Regions from separate parts of the Homo sapiens genome. Here region 1 is linked to region 2. Evidence: chromatin loops called from intact Hi-C (ENCODE). Cell type or tissue: heart right ventricle. All regions are shown on one strand. Links, peaks and the distances in the headings refer to the core of each region. The heading gives the core; the rest is flanking DNA.

Region 1 (5,385 bases), core at 150-5,149, 46 kb before region 2:
TCAGCCTCCCAAAGTACTGGGATTATGGGTGTTAGCAACAGTGCCCAGCCATGAATTCTTTAAAAATACCTGAACCCAGGAATACTTTGAATGACAGCCATCGTCAGGGGATTCAATATTAGGACAAATCATATCATGGGTTCCTATTTCTCTCTCCCAATGCTTGGAATACCTTAGGTAAACAGGCTGAGTCAACATTTGGATTATTCTAAGAATGTAAATGATTTTGTCAATCCTGCCACCAGGCTATTTCTAGAATTCTACAAGACTTCCATACCACAAAAATCTATAATATCCACTGACTCCTGCTGGGGTGATGTAGTGGAAGGGCAGAGGAGGGGCTGTTAGGACCAGTTTGCTGCACAACATTTACAAAAACCTTTGACTATTTCAAATATCCTTGAACAAATGCTGGGTTTACTAACACAATGAAAAGTTTAACAAACAATACGTAAACTGGAAAGTGCTAAGAAATAAGGCTACAGAACGGCCTTTTGGTTTTGAGATGCAGTCTCTTGCAAAGGAAAGTCACATCAATAAATTATTAGTGTAATATTCAAGGGACCAAACAGACCTCTTAGAGTACATGGAGGCGGGTTGGCCTCCACGTGACTTCCTGTGTTGGAAGAATCTGTAGGGATTCAACATTCTTTCCAGTACTTTCTTCAGAGCTGATACCCAGTAGGATACCTATTTACTAAGCTCTGATTGGTTCTTTACCACTTACCTGGTCTGGAAATTCCCCCAGAATATGCAGAGGGAATGGAAAAACTCCTTTTTTTTTTTTTTAGATGGAGTTTTGCACTTGTTGCCCAGGGTGCAATGGTGTGATCTCGGCTCACTGCAACCTCTGCCTCGTGGGTTCAAGCGATCCTCCTGCCTCAGCCTCCCAAGTAGCTGGAATTACAGGTGCTCGCCACCATGCCTGGCTAATTTTTGTATTTTTAGTAGAGATGGGGTTTCACCATGTTGGCCAGGCTGGTCTTGAACCCCTGACCTCAGGTGATCTGCCCACCTCAGTCTCCCAAAGTGCTGGGATTACAGGTGTGAGCCACTGCACGCGACCAAAATCTCTTGATAAAAGCAAATTACAGAAGTTTTAGAGAAAGGTAAATGAAGATACATGGTGAGAAAGAATAAGCAAGCGACTTAATGGTGACCCACAGGGACACCAAGAGGACAAGTCTTGTATAGAAGAGAAGAGATGCTGAAAATGTTTTCGGTGGATACAATGCCAGCCCCAACAATGCTGCACTCTCCTCCCCGACTCTCAAGAACTATCATCCCACACATTCCATTGATCAGCAATTTCACTGCCAACAATCATCTTGAATTGCAGGTCTGTCCTGCAATTCAATCCCTGACAGTTCTGTTCTACCTCAGGAGAGCACTGTACTCAATGACTCTGTACCAAATAACTTCTAACTCTTTCCACTCTACCTTTCTTCCAAGAAGGGCAAGGCAGATCGAGAATTTATTTCTGTTTTTAAGAATAAAGAAATTTTTAGGTCACTCTGAGCTAATTTTCTCATACAGAAAGCTCAAAATCAGTCCTCAAGGCCAGGTCAAGGGTAATAACAACATTATCATCTAACTCATACTCAGTGTTTGGATTCCGTTTAAAACAGGTCACAGAATTCTTAAATGTATAGGGACAAACATCAGGATAGGTCCAATTATTTATTTATCCTTGCCCTTGTTCCATTAAGAGCTCCAGACTGCTCAAACATCTGTCTAGCAAACATCCTGTTCATAGAATAAATGACTGTGCGCTGCCTCCCTCTGCCTTGTACCCACCCTCGGCAACTCCAGAAAGCAACCAAGTCATCTGCAGTGCTGCCTGATGTAAAGAGATGTCCACCCAAGGTGGACTACCTACATTTTTCTATCCAGATGACTGTACCCAAACCAGGCTACCCCACTTTCCTTTTACCTTACACACTCAATTAATTCTCATTCAATCTCTTTAGATCCTTCTCAACCCTCTAAATTCATTTTCTTGCCTTCCCTATTTTTTATAACTCTCGCTCAGTAACTTTAGAGTGTCTCTTCCTTTTGATCATTCCTTAGAGGGTCTCTTCTTTTTGAACATTCCTTGAAGGGAAAGAAGGGAGAGAGGATGATATGGTTTGACTGTGTCCCCACCCAAATCTCAAATTGTAGCTCCCATAATTCCCATGTGTCATGGGTTGGGGGGTACGCGGTGGAAGGTAATTGAATCATGGGGACAGGTTTTTCCTGTGCTGTTCTCGTAATAGCGACTAAGTCTCATGAGATCTGATGGTTTCATAAAGGGCAGTTCCCCTGCACATGCTGTCCTGCCTGCTGCCATGTAAGATGTGACTTTGCTCCTCCTTCGCCTTCCACCATGATTGTGAGGCCTCCCCAGCCTCATGGAGCTGTGAGTCCATTAACCATCTTTTTCTTATAAGTTACTCAGTCTCGGGTATGTATTTATTAGCAGCATAAGAACAGTCTAATACAGAGGAGGTGAAGGAGAAGGAGAAGAAAGAAAAAATGAAGAAAGATAGCCAGATCCTGAAGGAAGTTATAGCAAGGAAGAAGAAAGTTCTAACCTTGGAAGAAAACAAAAATTCACTACTATGAAATACATCCTTGGAACAAAATTACATTTGTACTCCATAAGTTTATGCAAATAAAAAATAAACATTAAAAATAAAGTAAATTAAAATTCAATTTAATGAATCATATCACCTTAAAAGTACTTAGAAGTCTCCTGCAGAATCTCCACCTAAGTCTGCATACTCCTCCTTTGCTACATTTTTTCTTTTTAGAGACTGGGTCTTCTCTGTCACTCAGGCTGGAGCACAGTGGTGCGAACATGGCTCACTGCAGCCTCAATCTCCTGGGCCCAAACAATCCTCCCACCTCAGCTTCCCAAATAGCTAGGACTGCAGGTGTGTGCCACCACGCCTGGCTAAATTTTGTATTTTTTTAGATATGGGGTCTTGCCATGTTGGCCAGGCTGGTCTTGAACTCCTGAGCTCAGGCAACCTGCCTGCCTCGGCCTCTCAAAGTGCTGGGATTATAGGTGTAAGTCACCATGCCTGGCTTCTCCTTTGCCCCCCTCCGCCCCCCTTTTTTTTTTTGAGACGGAGTCTTGCTCTGTCGCCCAGTGTGGAGTGCAGTGGTGCCATCTCGGCTCACTGCAAGCTCCACATCCTGGGCTCACGCCATTCTCCTGCCTCAGCCTCCCAAGTAGCTGGGACTACAGGCATCCACCACCACTCCCGGCTAACTTTTTGTATTTTTAGTAGAGACGGGGTGACCGTGTTACCCAGGATGGTCTCGATCTCCTGACCTCGTGATCCACCTGCCTCGGCCTCCCAAAGTACTGGGATTACAGGAGTGAGCAACAGCACCCGGCCTCCTTTGCCACTTTTAATTAAGTTCTAGACAAAGGACTCACAGACTACCAGATTATTTTAAGAATATTTGATTATAATCTAGAAATAGGTATGTTCTGAAAAAGTACTACTGATACAGAAAAGGTAGTTTTATAGATGGATGGATTTAAATTTGGAGTATTATGAGTTGGTTCAGAAGAATTTAAGAAAGGCAGTTCTCACAAAACACACAAATATCATGAGGAAAAGACTTTGACATGAAATTAATTTTGAATTTGACCAGCAATTCATTCCAGCTGATTTTATATAAAGTCTTGGTAGTGAGGACAGAGTTAAAATGTGTTATCCTATAAAAAGCACAGCAGGAACAATATTGAAGAAGTATGTGAACAATTTCCTAGTCCCTTACAGAGCACAAAGCACTCCCCAGCCATGACCTGAGATGTCCTCATGATGTTACTATTTAAAAAAAAGAGACAAAAGCATTCTTGGGGACAGAACACTTGGCTCTGAATCCTTGTCTACAATTTATAGCCAAAAGACCTTGGACAAGCCACTTAACCACTTTTACAAGATGAAGAAACTAGGAAGTGTCTAAGAATATCCTCTTTGGGTTTGGAAGTAAGTGAACCTATCATGAATGTGTCCTAGAGCTGGGACATAGATGTCAAAGATGCTTTGACATTTATGAAGTTCTGAAGTCTCACTGTCTGGGTCTGGAGCTCTCATTCTCTGCAAATCAGTTCAATGCATTTCCTCACCTACCTAAACACGATGTATGTGACTCATAACATGGTTCACTTCCTCAGGGATTAAAAAAATAGAGCTTATAAAGGTATCACCCTTTACCCAGTTAGCCAATTTTTTTTTCATCTGAAAGAGCTGTGTAGAAGATATTAGGAGAAGTCATGTTTGAAAGCTAAATATACTTGAATTAAGCCTGGGAAATGGTCAAAAGTCAAATTACCCCCAATAATCATTTCTGTCCTCCAATATCATATTGTACTATATATTTTTTGCTTCGTTGCTTTCTCATTTGCCCATCATCTCTTCCATTTTTACCAATTCACTCTTCTATGTCATTTCTACCCAAACTCACTGTCTGCTCCCAGCAGTCCTGCTCACCCACCATTACATGTTCATTACCCCTTCCAGCACCTTTGCTTATGCTGATGCCCTTACCTACTTGGAATATCTTCCCTCCTCTTATTTCTTATCACACTTTATTTGACATTCTAAGACTGAAGTTTCATTTCTCTTTGACATTTTTTGCGGCCTGACAGCTTCAGGCTCCCCCTTATTTCTTCTCTAAAATCCTGTTGGTTTCGGTAAGTTCCACAGAGTGTAGTGCATCACTGTTTTCTAATGCTTTCCTTAGCTGGCCTAATTGAGGATGCCAGCATCCTGTCGGAATCAGAACAGAACCAGGAACTACGGAATCAAAAGATCTTCATGTTCATTGGAAGGAGACAGAGCTCAGGCTGTGTGAAGTGGGTATAGGGCAGCAGTAACTTCAGAACAACATAACATGATTAGCCAAACAGAAGTGAAAAGATAGCCACTGTCTTGAAAATGCACCAGTGTACACATGGCCAAAAGCGTACACCTCACCAAAGTGGTGTTATAACTATCTTATTTATCAGCTGGCAGATTATTAATCATGATTTTCTTTAATCTTTCACTTGACTTTCTCTTGCCATAAGCAGTGTTTCTTGGCTACTAACCACTCACCAACCAATTAGTATATGACCAGGAGATGCAAATTAATTTGAATATACATCACTTGAAGCAAATCCCACCGAGATGGGTAGGTCTGCTGGAAGAAAATGATTATCAATTATCCTCACACCAAAATCATGCTGGGTTATACTATTCACATTATGGTTCTCACTGAACATTTATTTTATTTTTATTTAAGTTTTTTTTTTTTTTTTTGAGACAGAGTTTCGCTCTTTCGCTCAGGCAGGAGTGAAGTTGTGCAATCTCGGCTCACTGCAACCTCTGCCCTGTGGGTTCA
Region 2 (5,385 bases), core at 300-5,299:
CACTGCCAACACCTGGAATTTAAGTTGCTTTAATTTACCAAAACAAAGCCTTAGAGTCTCTGGATGTGTTTCTTCAAAAACACACACACGGTTGAACAAAACAGGCAAAAGCATATGCACTTCCACATACTGGTAATGACCAGAGTAACTGGAGACTGTGGAAATGCAGAGTATTAACTATGCAGGGAATTTAATGTAGGAGATACAAGATTAGGAATGGAAGAACCATGAATGAATGAATGAGTGAGTGAAGCATATTTATGTTTAACTGCTTCTGACACTCAATTTTAGCTTCCTTTGGATTGAAATGTGGGTACATGTGTGTGTGTCCGTGTACACACCAACTCACCTGGATTCCTCATTCCAGCTTCATTCAATTCCCATTAGCAGTGGCTCTGCTTGGACACTCAAACACACTGAATCTTGGTTGCCTAATTTATTAATACAATGTGAGGATAATACTTTACCACAGGGTTATTGTGAGGATTAAAAAAGGTGATATGCATATGAACATATGTGAAAATTCTTAGAAAATGCACTGTGCTGTTACTGTTCCTATCTCCCAGTCGAATACGGGAATAATTCTGCCTGAAAATCACATGCAGCTTTTCCATTTTATACATGTATTCTCAGCACTGTTTACTGTATTAACAGGAATACCTGCCTTACAAAGGACAATTGTTGCTGAATGTGCTGGAGATTAAAGGGCTTGAGAAAAAGAGAAACAAGGCTTTGCCAGCCCTCTTAAGGACCCAAGGAGAGCTCCAAGGGCACGTGTGGTAAAAATGTTGTAAGTAAATTCTTTTCTAGTTTTAATAAGTGGAGCAGGAAACAGGCTGTCCCTCACAGGAGGAGAATAACAGCACATATCAGAAACTGAAGTGAAACAAGCGGTCAAATCATGGTCTCAGTATTATGCAGGGAAGTTGCATTTAAAGAGCTGCTGAGATTCAACCTGGAGGTATGCCATTGACTGTAGTCAAATAGAATAGTAGAGACCTTTTCTTTTCTTCTGTGAAAAAAAATCTTAAAGACAAAACCTCCAAATTTCACAAAGTTTTTCCCGTTTACATCTCAGATGGGTGGCTGCCCTTACAACAAACATTTTCAAGCTGCTCTAGTAAGAATGCGGATGCTTTTTATGAACCTCAATTCAATTATGTACAAAGGAATATTCTTTCCTTCTCCCTGTTATTTTGAAATATTTGATTGATCAAATTGAACTTAAAAAAAGAAAACTATTATAGTACACATATCCTTTCTGTTCTTGCTGGAATAACTCTTCATGATCTGAGATAGAAACCATGATTCCTGGTAATATTAGATGCAAACTAGGTAACAGGCAGGGTCCCTGGTTTTATGGCTAGTAACTGCAAATTTTATAAATAGAAACTAGGATGCAGGTACAACTCTCAATGGTCTCTATGCCATTGAAGATGAGCAGTCACAATACAAATCTAATGATAATTAACAAGTAATTTCTATTGTATTATTGAAATGTTTTGCTTTTGGGCTTTTGTTTTTAGGAGATAATGTGTCTGAATTGTTTAGAAGAGGCTGTTAAGCTGGAATCACTAATGTCAATACATAAAAATTTATATATATATATATAAATCTTCATATCATTTTATTGGTAATTCCAATTTGGGATCTATTATAAAGAAATAACTCAGAAGAAAGATCTTTGTGTCTAAAGATGTGAATTAAAAGGTTATTTATGACAGAAAAACGAGTAAATTATGGTTCATTCAAATTATTACAAATATAGATTTATAAATAAAATTTATAAAATATTTAAGTACATGGAAAATATTAGTTATAAATTTAAAATTTGCAAATATATGGACTCCACATTTGCAAATTCACCTACTTGCTAAATGAAAAACAAGATATAAATACATATGGTTAGTATGATCAAAATAATGTCATATGAGCCTAGAAAAAAACTAGAATGGAATACAAAATATTAACAATGACTGTCTTTGATTTCAATGAATTCTACAAATTTCCACTGTTAGTGTTTAATAACAAAAAAGATCTTTAGTGAAAATAAAATGAAATTAGCTTACATTCCCAGGACACACTGAAGCTGCACAGCAGCTAAAGTTTAATTAACAAGGATATGTAAGTTTAGAATTTAAAATCCAGGCTGGGCGCAGTGGCTCACGCCTATAATCCCAGCACTTTGGGAGACCGAGGCGGGCGGATCACTTGAGGTCAGGAGTTTGAAATCAGCCTGGCCAACATGGTGAAACCCTATCTCTAGTAAAAATACAAAATTAGCTGGGTGTGGTGGTAGGCACCTGTAGTCCCAGTTACTCAGGAGGCTGAGGCGGGAGAATCGCTTGAACCTGGGAGGTAGAGGTTGCAGTGAGCGGAGATCACACCTCTGCACTCCAGCCTGGGCAACAGAGCAAGACTCTGTCTCAAAAAAAAAAAAAAAGAATTTAAAATCCACTGTGGTTTGTCCAAAAAGTGAAACTTCTGACAATTGTTAGAGACTAACTGCCAAACAGTATTCTCATCAATAGGTCATTGCACCTATTAAATTTTTTTTTTACACATTTGCCAGGGAGCTAGGTAGAGTGAAGTGAATTTACTGCATATTTTTTCCTTAGCATTTACTAAGGTATTTAAATACAATCTTTAAGATTCTTTTGGATCAATATTCTCTCCTTAGCTCAAGTCTAAGCAAACATAAGATTCACTCATCTGCACTCTGGAATGTCACTTTGGGCAAAGTAATAACTAATTCATTTATGTACTACCACACCTCTAGCCATAGTTACATTATGTATAAGCTCATAGAGTCTGCAAATTATAATGTATTCACAGGCCACAGATGTAAATGTACCTTTGTTCATTTTTTCCCCTTCCAGTAGAAATTGCCCAGAAAATATGCTTCCAATAATTAAAAATGAAGGGTTGAGGGGTGTGTGTGTGCATTCTTTGTTCCTGTGCATTTTATTGGCTTGGCTTACACAGGGACTCTCTTATATTGAGTCTAACTCCCTCTTCTTTCTTCCACCAGGATGGACTGCAGGTTTCTAAGCTCCTTAGAGCAGGGGCAGTCTTTCTCCTGGGGCAAATTTCCATCTGGCACCCAGCACATCATTTACAAAAAGCAGGCACTGGATGTGAGTGATGGAATTATTATAATTTTCCACTTTCAGTGATAGTGAGGATCCAAGTAACCTTGTGTCCTGAGCTAAAAGATGGGTGCACTCCACAGAGCCAGGGACAGAGCCTACTTGCCAAGTGGAAACTGGGAGAGAGATGACAGGCGTGGTTGTGGGGAGGGTGTGGACAGGACAGTGCCTTTGAGGGTGGCTCCATGTGAAGTAAGGGCCACGTGGGATGCTCTGTAGCTGGTGGGAAGGCTGTGCAGAGAAATGGGAGGAGAAGCCTCCCACAAAACCTTCCTGCCACTCCTATGAAAACTTAATGAACTCTACACTTCTCACTAACATCTTGTAGGAGGGTGCAGGGCAAAAACAGGCTCATCATGGGATAGTCAAAACAAGGCTAGTTTACGTGTTTGTTAAACTGCATCAAGAGTCATCCAAGAATTATTTCCTAAATACTGCTCTGTGCCCTGAATGACGTTTTATGCTTTGAGGCATATAAAGGAAGCGTCACCCACACTTGGGTTCTGCCCTCGGAATCCTTGGTAGTTCTCTAATGCTTGTTGCTGAACCCTTGACCATTTCCAAACACTGTCAATCCTCACTATTTGTGGATGCCATATTTGCAAATTCACCTACTTGCTAAAGTGTAATTGCCTCCCCCAAATCAAATCATTTGCAGACATGCACAGAGCAGCAAACATTTGAGTCACGGGGTCCCCACTGAGGTGGAACAAGGCACCACTCTGGCTTCTAGTTTCAGCTGTCACACTATCAAACAAGCACCCCTCCTACAGTCTGTGTGGTGCCACTTCTTTTTGTATTTTTGTGCTTTCTGATGGTGACTCAGCTGTCTAAAATGGCCCCAAACTTTGTGCTGAAGTGCTGTCTAGTCATTCCTTATGAGCAAGCAGGCTGTGATATGCCTTATGGAAAATACGGGTGTTAGACAAGCTTCATTCTGGCTTGAGCTGCAGTGCTTGCTGTTGGCCATGAGTTCAATGTTAATGAATCGTAATTTATATTAAATAACGTGCCTTTAAACAGAATCACACATAAAACAAAATGACATATTGATCAGTTGATAAAAATGTGATTGGAGGCTTGCAGGAACCTAACTGAATTGCTCCCAGAAGCAGTGGTTCAGTATTTGCTAATTCAGTGCTTGTGGTGACTTACTAGAACAAAACTTCAGTGAATAATGAGAATGTATTGTACTTATGCCTTCCTCTGCTACTGTTTAACTGAAGGGCAAGGTAGACTAAGATTAACCTTTATTAAAGGCCAATTGTGGGCCAAACACTGTGCTAAGAACTTAAAATACATTAAGTCATGTAACTCTCACAACCGCCTTGTGAGGTCGGTAGTATCTTCACTTTACAGATGAGAAAACTGATGCTCAGAGAGGTTAAGTAGATTTCTCAAGGCTGCACAATCCCCATACCCATTGCCTGGGAAATGATTAGAGGGGAGATGATAAAATGGAACGGAACACTGCTGTCAGTCTCAGAGATTTTGTGACAATAGAGAGTAACTATAAGGGATAATTTGAGAAGATGCCCATCGGAAAGGCCTCAGCCAAGTGACAAGAGATACTCCCCTAAGCTGGGGGACCAATAAGCTGAGCAGAGCCGCCTCTCCCTATCAGAGATTCCAGATAGATGACAGAGGTGGGCTTCCATCAGTGTGAAGGTTCCCCTTTCCAACAGGGCACATAATAAATCCACTCTTAATTATGCATTCATTTTGCAACAAGAATCTATTAAGTGCCTACCGTATCCCAAGGACGGTTTAGACATTGGAGATTCAGTAGTGAACAAATAGATAAAAAGCACTGGGCTAATGGAGCGTATGTTCTAGTGAAATAATAGAAAGATTGGATCATGTGGCTTTAGGTGAATACTTTTCTGAGTGTTTTGGGATACATTTTTAAAATACCAACAAAACTGACATATTTCCGTTCTGTCTGATTCAAATAAGAGCTCTGAAATAGCCAAAAAGATAAGAAGTAGCCAAACCATTTATGCTGCCTGCACTACATTGGGTGATCATGTTTTCTAGGGCTTACACTTCCCATGGCACACTAGATCTTCTCAAAGTCCCCCGTTGCAAAACACTAGATGCTGGATAAACTGAGCAAAAACTGGCCTATTATTATTATGATTATCCCAAAGGAATGAAGCATCCCAAAAAGTGACTTGAAGTCTTTTTAGAACAATAGTTCTGAACTGGGGCTGGACATTAAGTCATCTGGAAAGTT

The links. A loop is a pair of places that touch in the nucleus more often than their neighbours do. Peaks named below come from ENCODE experiments on the same cell type or tissue, not always from the same donor. Only the 100,000 strongest peaks of a DNase experiment are listed, where the experiment ranks them.
Region 1: a loop joins it to region 2, with 3 times the contacts of the local background. A loop is called at or near these places in 28 of 110 quality-filtered maps.

What each region holds. Positions count from the first base shown.
Region 1 is chr4:57,044,960-57,050,344 of GRCh38, forward strand. The region is part of intron 1 of IGFBP7 (insulin like growth factor binding protein 7); the gene reads right to left. Among named protein-coding and RNA genes, the nearest start is that of IGFBP7-AS1, 62 kb to the right of the region's middle. In heart right ventricle, for the core only: no CTCF peak of the experiment used is centred there; no DNase peak of the experiment used is centred there; H3K27ac peaks cover 5,000 bases.
Region 2 is chr4:57,091,072-57,096,456 of GRCh38, forward strand. The region is part of intron 1 of IGFBP7 (insulin like growth factor binding protein 7); the gene reads right to left. Among named protein-coding and RNA genes, the nearest start is that of IGFBP7-AS1, 16 kb to the right of the region's middle. In heart right ventricle, for the core only: no CTCF peak of the experiment used is centred there; a DNase peak (open chromatin) is centred at 3,260; H3K27ac peaks cover 5,000 bases.